Linked DNA regions of Homo sapiens: region 2 is linked to region 1. A link is a contact called in ENCODE Hi-C or POLR2A ChIA-PET data. All regions are on one chromosome and are shown on one strand. The core of a region is the stretch at or near the end of the contact, and the rest is flanking DNA. Distances in the headings are between cores, read along the strand shown. Region 1 overlaps TACC2 (transforming acidic coiled-coil containing protein 2). Region 2 overlaps TACC2 (transforming acidic coiled-coil containing protein 2).

The links. A loop is a pair of places that touch in the nucleus more often than their neighbours do. ChIA-PET counts read pairs that join two places held with the same protein, here RNA polymerase II (POLR2A). Pooled maps may share reads with other maps.
Region 2: a loop to region 1 is called in a pooled map, with 5 times the contacts of the local background. The contact joins two enhancer-like sites. A Hi-C loop is called at or near these places in 3 of 168 maps with a recorded cell type or tissue (cardiac septum, endothelial cell of umbilical vein and psoas muscle) and 6 of 50 pooled maps. POLR2A ChIA-PET finds 5 or more read pairs at or near these places in 4 of 52 experiments (MCF 10A, Panc1, WTC11 and 1 more).

What each region holds. Positions count from the first base shown.
Region 1 is chr10:122,077,304-122,081,144 of GRCh38, reverse strand. The region is part of intron 3 of TACC2 (transforming acidic coiled-coil containing protein 2); the gene reads right to left. Among named protein-coding and RNA genes, the nearest start is that of TACC2, 90 kb to the right of the region's middle. RefSeq lists an enhancer at 3,540-3,841. Within about 2 kb of position 1,889, at least 5 of the 41 ENCODE cell types and tissues checked have a DNase peak (open chromatin) inside an H3K27ac peak, as active enhancers do; they include psoas muscle, where a contact is called at or near this core.
Region 2 is chr10:122,139,147-122,142,690 of GRCh38, reverse strand. The region is part of intron 6 of TACC2 (transforming acidic coiled-coil containing protein 2); the gene reads right to left. Among named protein-coding and RNA genes, the nearest start is that of BTBD16, 130 kb to the left of the region's middle. RefSeq lists enhancers at 1,223-1,517, 1,243-1,537. Within about 2 kb of position 1,935, at least 21 of the 41 ENCODE cell types and tissues checked have a DNase peak (open chromatin) inside an H3K27ac peak, as active enhancers do; they include psoas muscle, where a contact is called at or near this core.

The sequences.
Region 1 (3,841 bases), core at 640-3,139:
TGCTTGCCACTTTCAGAGTTCTAGTGAATTTCCTGATTTTTCCTACACAATTGTTTGGGGGTACAATTCTTGTTATTTTTACATAATTGTGATTCTATATACTTGTTATGATCATATATATTCTATTAACAAGAGAAATTCCTCAAGACAAAGTTAACATAAGTATGGTTTTTCTAAAGCTTTTACCATTTTCTTTAAAGTTATTATAGGGGAAATATCAAAGGAAAATTTATGGAATCTTTTTGTAACTGTTTGTTACATGCACACATATTCACACACACATAAGCCCACAGCGTTCTGGAGGGGGCTAGTGGAAAGATTCTCCTCTCAATGTCCGCTACCAAAATTCCAGTTTTCCACACCAGGCAGTGCACATGCATTCATACATGAGGGATGCATACAGTGAGATGGTGAAGTGCATTATTGTTAAATTTTTAAAATATGTGCTATGAACTGAACTGTGCCCCCCTCAAATCCATATGTTGAAGCCCTAATCCCCAATGTGACTGTATTTGGAGGCAGGCACTTTAAGGAGGCAGTTGGGATTAAGTGAAGTTATAGTAGTGAGGCCCTAATCTGATAGGACTGGTGTTCTTTATAAGAAGAGGAAGAGGCCGGGTGCATGGCTCACACCTGTAATCCCAACATTTTGGGAGGCTGAGGCAGGCAGATCACTTGAGCTCAGGAGTTCAAGACCAGCCTGGGCAACATGGCGAAACTCCATCTCTAAAAAGAAATATGAAAATCAACTGGGCATGGTGGTGCACACCTGTAGTCCCAGCTACTCAGGAGGCTGACGTGGGAGGATCACTTGAGTGCTGGAGGTTGAGGCTGCAGTGAGCTGAGAACATGTCACTGCACTCCAGCCTGGGCAACAGAGTGAGACTCTGTCTCAAAACAAAAAAACACAAAAAAAAAACAAAAAAAAAAAAAGGAAAGGAAGAGACACCAGGAATGCAGATACACAAAGGAAAAGCTATGTGAGAACATCAAAAGCAGGTGTCTTCTGCAAGCTGGGAAGAAAGGCCTCACCAGAAACCAACTCCACCAGCACCCTGACCAGGACTTCCAGCCTCCAGAACCAGGAGAAAATACATTTCTGTATTTTAAGTCACTCAAGTTGTGGTGTTTTCTTATGGCAGCCCGAGCAGACTAATACCATAGACAGGTGGGTATTTACTGTCCCATCCTTTCAACATTTTTGAGGTTTCAGTTTTTCCAAAACAAAAAGTTGGGAAAATAATAACAGATGAAATTCACTAGGCCTCAGTGCTTTGTGTGGATTATCTCATTTAGCCCTGCCAACAGCTGTGCAAGGTGGGTACCACCCATGCCATTTGCAGATGAGAACCCTGGAGAACAGAGGCTAAGCATGGATCTCAACATGGACATCTGATTCCACTGGACACAATCTTCTTATTCACTCTGCTATGCAGAATAAAAACTTCCAAGGAAGGCAAGAGCCTCTTCCCCCAGCCCCATTCCAGCCTCTCTGTCCTGCTCCTCACCTCTGAAGTACACGCGGCGTCATTTGACATCCCTGAAGGAGGCATGTACACAGAACCACCCCTGCACTCATCTTTATCTAATGCCTGTTCCTGCACATAGGACATGGGAATGGTGCCTGAGGACCCAAAAGAGAGCTGGCTACTGTCTCAACCAGATTTGCATTTTCTGACCCAAAAGCAGAGCTGAGTAGGCCAAAAAAGAGAAAACTCAGAGGGTAAATTATATAAAACCCTCCGATTCACAAATGGTCACGGAAGACAGATGGGCCCATGGAGAGCCCTGGCCCGAGTGGGCTGACATCTGGAAAACTACTTGGGGTTTGGATAAAGTGTCTTGGCCTGGCTTTCTGGAAAGCACCAGGTCCAGAACGAAACCCGATGCCTCCTCCCCCACCCTTCGCTGCTCAGCATCTGGACCTGGCAATTTTCCTTGTAACAAGCACTTTACATTTCATTATGTCCCACCCATTAACTGAAGTCAAACAGTTTAGTATGTGATAAGAGTAATGGTGTGTAATTCAGAAATGAAGTGCTCCTATTTATGTCGGCTTTATCAAGCTGGAAAGAAACGAAGCCACTTTCTTGTCCACGCCTCTGACAGGAACTGCCAACTTAGGAAAGGATGTGGCTTCCCTTCAGGCTGGCTGAAGTCGTTACCATCTGGAACAAGATGATAAATTATATTTTGGCATCTTGTAAACTTGTGCGGTCTTATCAGAAAGCAACCAGGAACAAATTTTCCATGGAGTATGGGACACACAACAACTCCTCCCAAATAAGAACCCAGACATTGGTTTATTTAGCATAAGCTGGGTACCAGCAATCTCTTTGATTATCCATCAGAAGTAATTTTTAAAGCCAGATTAAAGCTGCTCACCAGGAGCAGATCTGCCTAAGGGCAGGAAAAATTCTAAGAACTGATCTGTTGAGGGCTGTGCATTAGTTGAAGCTTACATAATATCCTTTTATGCTTCGAGATTGAGTTGAAATGTGTGGGATAGAGCCTCTGCTCAGAATCCGCAGGCCAGCACCCCGAATGGAAGCCTTTCACCCTCTGGGGGCACTGCCTCTGTGTGGAGGTCAGGGAGGGCCCAGGGACTAGAGCCTCCATCACAGACCAGATGTACACAGCACAGTGAAGGGAGAAGCATGGGCAGGGGCTGGCAGGGGGTCATCTGCCACAACCAAGGTCTGAGCAGATGATGGGGATGCAGATGGGTTCTTAAATGCATAGTTCTGGAAACACACACACATGCAATGCTTAAAGGGAGGAAGGAGGCCAGCTACAGAAAACACAAACATGGCCCCTGCACGACCAGGTTTTCAGGAGTCGGCAAAACCATAAAGCAAAGCCGTAAAGATAGAGAGTTGCCATGTACTAAACACTGACTCAGGCCAGACCCTCTGGGCACTTTTTTTTTTTTTTTTTTTTTTTTTTTTTGGAGATGGAGTCTCGCTCTGTCGCCCAGGCTGGAGTGCAGTGGCACAATCTCAGCTTACTGCAACCTCCACCTCCTGAGTTCAAGCAATTCTCCTGCCTCAGTCTCCCGAGTGGCCTGGACTACAGGCGTGCACCACCATGCCCGGCTAATTTTTGTATTTTTAGTAGAGATGGGATTTCACCATATTGGCCAGGCTGGTCTCTAACTCCTGACTTCAGGTGATCTGCCCGCCTCGGCCTCCCAAAGTGTTGGGATTACAGGAGTGAGCCACTGAGCCTGGCCTGGGCACTTTTCAGTTACGATTGCGCTTAATCCACACAACAGCCTGGTAGAAGGGTGGCCCCATTGTACACACAAGGACATTTTCCCGAAGAAGTTCAAGACAGGACCCAGGGTCAAAGAGCCGGTAACGCAAAGCAAGATTGAGCCCTGTGGCGCTGCCTCCCGTTGCCTTGTACTGGCTGCCTGCACCAGCCTCTCACCGAACAAGTGCAGCATTCCCTTCTCCCATCCTCTCTGGCCCCCTTCATTCTGTTCTGCCAGCTGTGGCCAGACCAACAGCTTAGAAATCAAAGTCTGCTCCTGTCACCCCACTGTGGCTTCGCTTTGCTCTCAGTTGTGGCCCCAACCTCCCTCTCCTGCCTCATTCCGCATGAAGCTCCCCAGCCATGCATCTGCCTGGAGCCTGCAGCCCTCTGCTCCCCACCAGGTTGCAGCTCCACTCTTCGCTTCTCAGGGTAGCCTCCCTGGCCTGGGCTCCCAGATCAGTTTCTTTCACAGGCCCACCTAGCGCTAGTCATGGTTCCCATCACTATGGTTGGTGACTGTTTTCCCTATTGGAGTGTAATGGAGGCCAGGTCCTAGTCTCCTTTCAATATCATATCCCTGGTG
Region 2 (3,544 bases), core at 686-3,185, 62 kb before region 1:
GGTGGTAGCTGGGGTTTGTGGCGTCACAGCCCTTGCAGTGAGGGATCACTGCTTCCCTCTGCGGGTAAACACCTCCAGGGAGCTCCCAGATTGCAGGAGTCCAGGGTGCGTGGGCCTCTGGGCTGCTATGTCTGCTCACTCCATCTCTTCGAGGTCCACCTGACAGGCTAGCACCCTGGTCTGAAGGGCAGCTGCCATAGGCACCCACACTGTACACTGGACAGAGGACTCAGTCTTGCCCATAAGTCTGGTCACAGCTTAGCAGATTCTGCAGGTCCAGCAGGCACTTCCCAGCCCCTCACCGTCCTGGCCTCAGAGCTCCACGAGGACAGGGGCCACATCTGCCACATCCACCGCAGGATCGCAACCCTGGGCCAGGCCGCCCACAGCAGGCAGAGGGGATACCGCCAAGTGTCCAACTGGCTGCAACCAAGTGTGGGAGCAGAGCCAGGGCTGGAACCCATGCTGCCTGCTCCCTCGGGGCTCCACAGAGGAAAACAGAGCCCAAGAAATAACGACCTAGGAAAGCCCAGAGCAGACCAATCCACGGGGGAACAAAAATTACAAGTGCTTGGAGGAAACCCAGCAAAACAGCAAAGTGGATTCACAGATGGAGTGACTGGCCTCCTTTGTCAAACTATTATTTGCAACAATTTGGGCAGTGGCTAAAATTAATCATTTTGTAAAAGAATGACTCAAAATGAATAATGCAAACTACCAGAGGCATTTAAGCTCCTTAAGAGAGCTATTTTGCACTTTGGAGGCTGACATGTACTCATAATCGGCAAATGGACCACTTACAAACGCAAACTACTAGTCTAACTTCGCTTTCTCAAGAAATTACACTGCTGTGCTCCCCCCTCCACCACACACATCCCACCAAGATTTTACTTAGTTTAATGCAAATTGTGGAAAGGTGGTATTGTTTGTGGTTCTGTGATTTAAGGGTACTGTTTATCAAACTGCAAGGAAGGATCTCTGTCTTAGAAAACAGTGGCGGGTGGGGGGGAGATGCTACCTTAGATCTGTGGCCCGCTGCTAATCACAACAAAGCCAGCTCTGTGACAGCTGACAGCCCTGGGATCTGATGCAGATGCCCAAGGCTACACCTGCCCCATCTCTGAGAACACCCTGGGGCAGCACAACCAAGGCTCACTCACCAAGCTCCCCCGCCTGCCCTTAACACCCACAGCTGCTCCTGTTCCTGAGGGGCCACCTGGCTGCTCCCTCCTCCCTTCCTTCTGTTGGTCCCAACTGCCATGGCCACACCCTTCCTGCGCTGGCTGGGTCCCGTTAGCCAAAGGCATCAAACAAGTGTGACTCAACAGCTCATTTAAGAAAGGCGCCCCCCTCCTTCCACCGCCTGTTGGCTCATACCCAGGGGCCGAGGAGGTCAGGCTCCCACGAGGAAACACTCAGTGACTCACCATCCAAGCCCAAGCGCTAACACATGGGCCCCCACAGACACCTCCTGGGCCCAACAGAACTTCTCCTCTTCCCTCCTGACCCTCCTCCTCCTCCCCCAATTTTCCCAGCAAGGTAGTGGCACCATCAGCCCGCCAGGCCCTGGCACTGACTTCCAGTTCTCTCATTCCCATGCCCCTCATCACCCCTTCCTGCTGAGTCACCTCCTTCTCCTTCTGGAATCTGCCCTCTCTGAGCAGGACTCCTGGGCTATCCTGCTGTGCCTGCTTTCCGTTTTGTCCCCTCAGATCCAAGGCCCCACAGCCACCAGAATGACCCAACTCAAGTTCTGATCAGGTCCTTCCACTGAGTAAAGCCCTCCCTGACTTTCCACGGCATTCGGAAGCTGGTCCTCCAGGAGCCTAGTCAAGGTCCCTTGAACTCCCCCTGAGCTGCCAGAGGGCAATGTTGCTCAAGCAAAGCGAGTAAGCAGGTAGGGGCAGCCGGCAGCCAGCTCCTCACCAACAACCCCAGTCAGCTCCCATCTGCGTTCAAGCCTCCCGTGACCAGCAGTGACTCCTCTTAAAGACATTGTTCTCAGGAAGTCGGGCCCTGAACAAATGCCCAGGACCAATCCCAGGCCTTTGCAGAACCTTCCAGACAGCTGCCAAACCCAGCCCAGAGAGAGCAGGGCACTGATATGGGGTCCGCACATTCTGTAGTCTCATTCCACCTGCTAGAGTTATCTTGCTGTCTTCCTCTGGCGGAAAGCTAGCCTGGGGCTAAACATCTGGGATGCCTTTTTCCATTTAAGGAGTTAATCAGTGTTTTCCAAACCTTATTGGAATAACGAAGAAGCTGAATTCAAATTCATGTAGAGTGTTTATATTTTTGGAAGAGGAAGGATATGTTGATTTAAGTTCAACCTGCTATTTCTTTTTGTTTAGGACAGAGCTGACAGCATATAAACCACCACGCTTTCAGCAGACAGCCATGACTTATTGATCAAGGCGTTCTTTCCTGCTAAGCCCAGCTAGACAAGACCTCAGAATCCATCGCAACACAGATCCCTAGAGAACCATTACCAATGGATCAGAGACGATGGATCTGAAGAGTTTGCTGTCCCTGAGTTAGCACCTTGCTAAGGTCCTCACAAACAACAACTGGTCCCACTGCCCATTCGGCTGCAGTCTCCAGCCACACACACAGCTCCAGGGCTCACATTCAGCCCGACAGCCCTGCAGATCCGGCCGCAGTGAGACACCGTCAGCAGCTGTTGTCCTTTGATTCCCTGGTCAGGGCTTTTGAGTCCCGCTAGGCAGATCCCTCACTGAACTGATAGCAAATTTCATTTCAGAGATTGGCTGGAGCTGCCAAATTAAGCCCTTGTGCAAGGACAAACACCAGAGTGGCCCAGGCTGTCACGGGAGGGTGATAACAGCCCCCAAGGTGCAGGCCAAACACATCAGTCCTGTTGGCCAGATGGGTGACAGCATCTTATCTCCCATTTCACATCACCATCTGGAAGGCATTTAGCACTAACAGCCCTTCCTCCCAGGCCTCTTGATTTTTTTCTTCCGAAATTCCCAAGTGCACATGATCACATAATAGGGCAAGCGTTAAGGCCGAAGACTCAGGTCATGCTGAAGGTGAGATGCAAAGTGCAGAAAGGAAAGTGCTGTGAAATTGTGGGTTTGGAGAGCCAGGCTTGGTTGATACAAATGCTGGACAGCCAGTCCCACGGAGGCCTGGGACTTGATAAAATGAGACTCAGCAATGGGAGATAGAACAGGCGTCTCTCAGAGGCAGCCACTGAAAAGCCCCAAAGCCAAAATCAGAAGGTGCTGAGAGGTGCTTGTGAATTGGCTGGAAGCTCCGAGGCAGGCACATCCAGATATTTCTGGTCGTTGGTGAGATCCACCAGCATTCGAGCACCAGCCAGTTCACGTGAGAGCGTGAGCAGCCCCAAACAAGCTGATCTGCAGATTTCCAGCGGGCGCTGGGCTCCTGCGCAGTTAACCCTGAACTGGCTGGTCAGCTCTTCCCTGGCACACGTCTATCCACTTTACCTTCACAGAGAGAGCCCGTGCTCAGAGGAGGGATGTTATTTTCAAATTTGGCACAAGCAAAACTTAAGCAG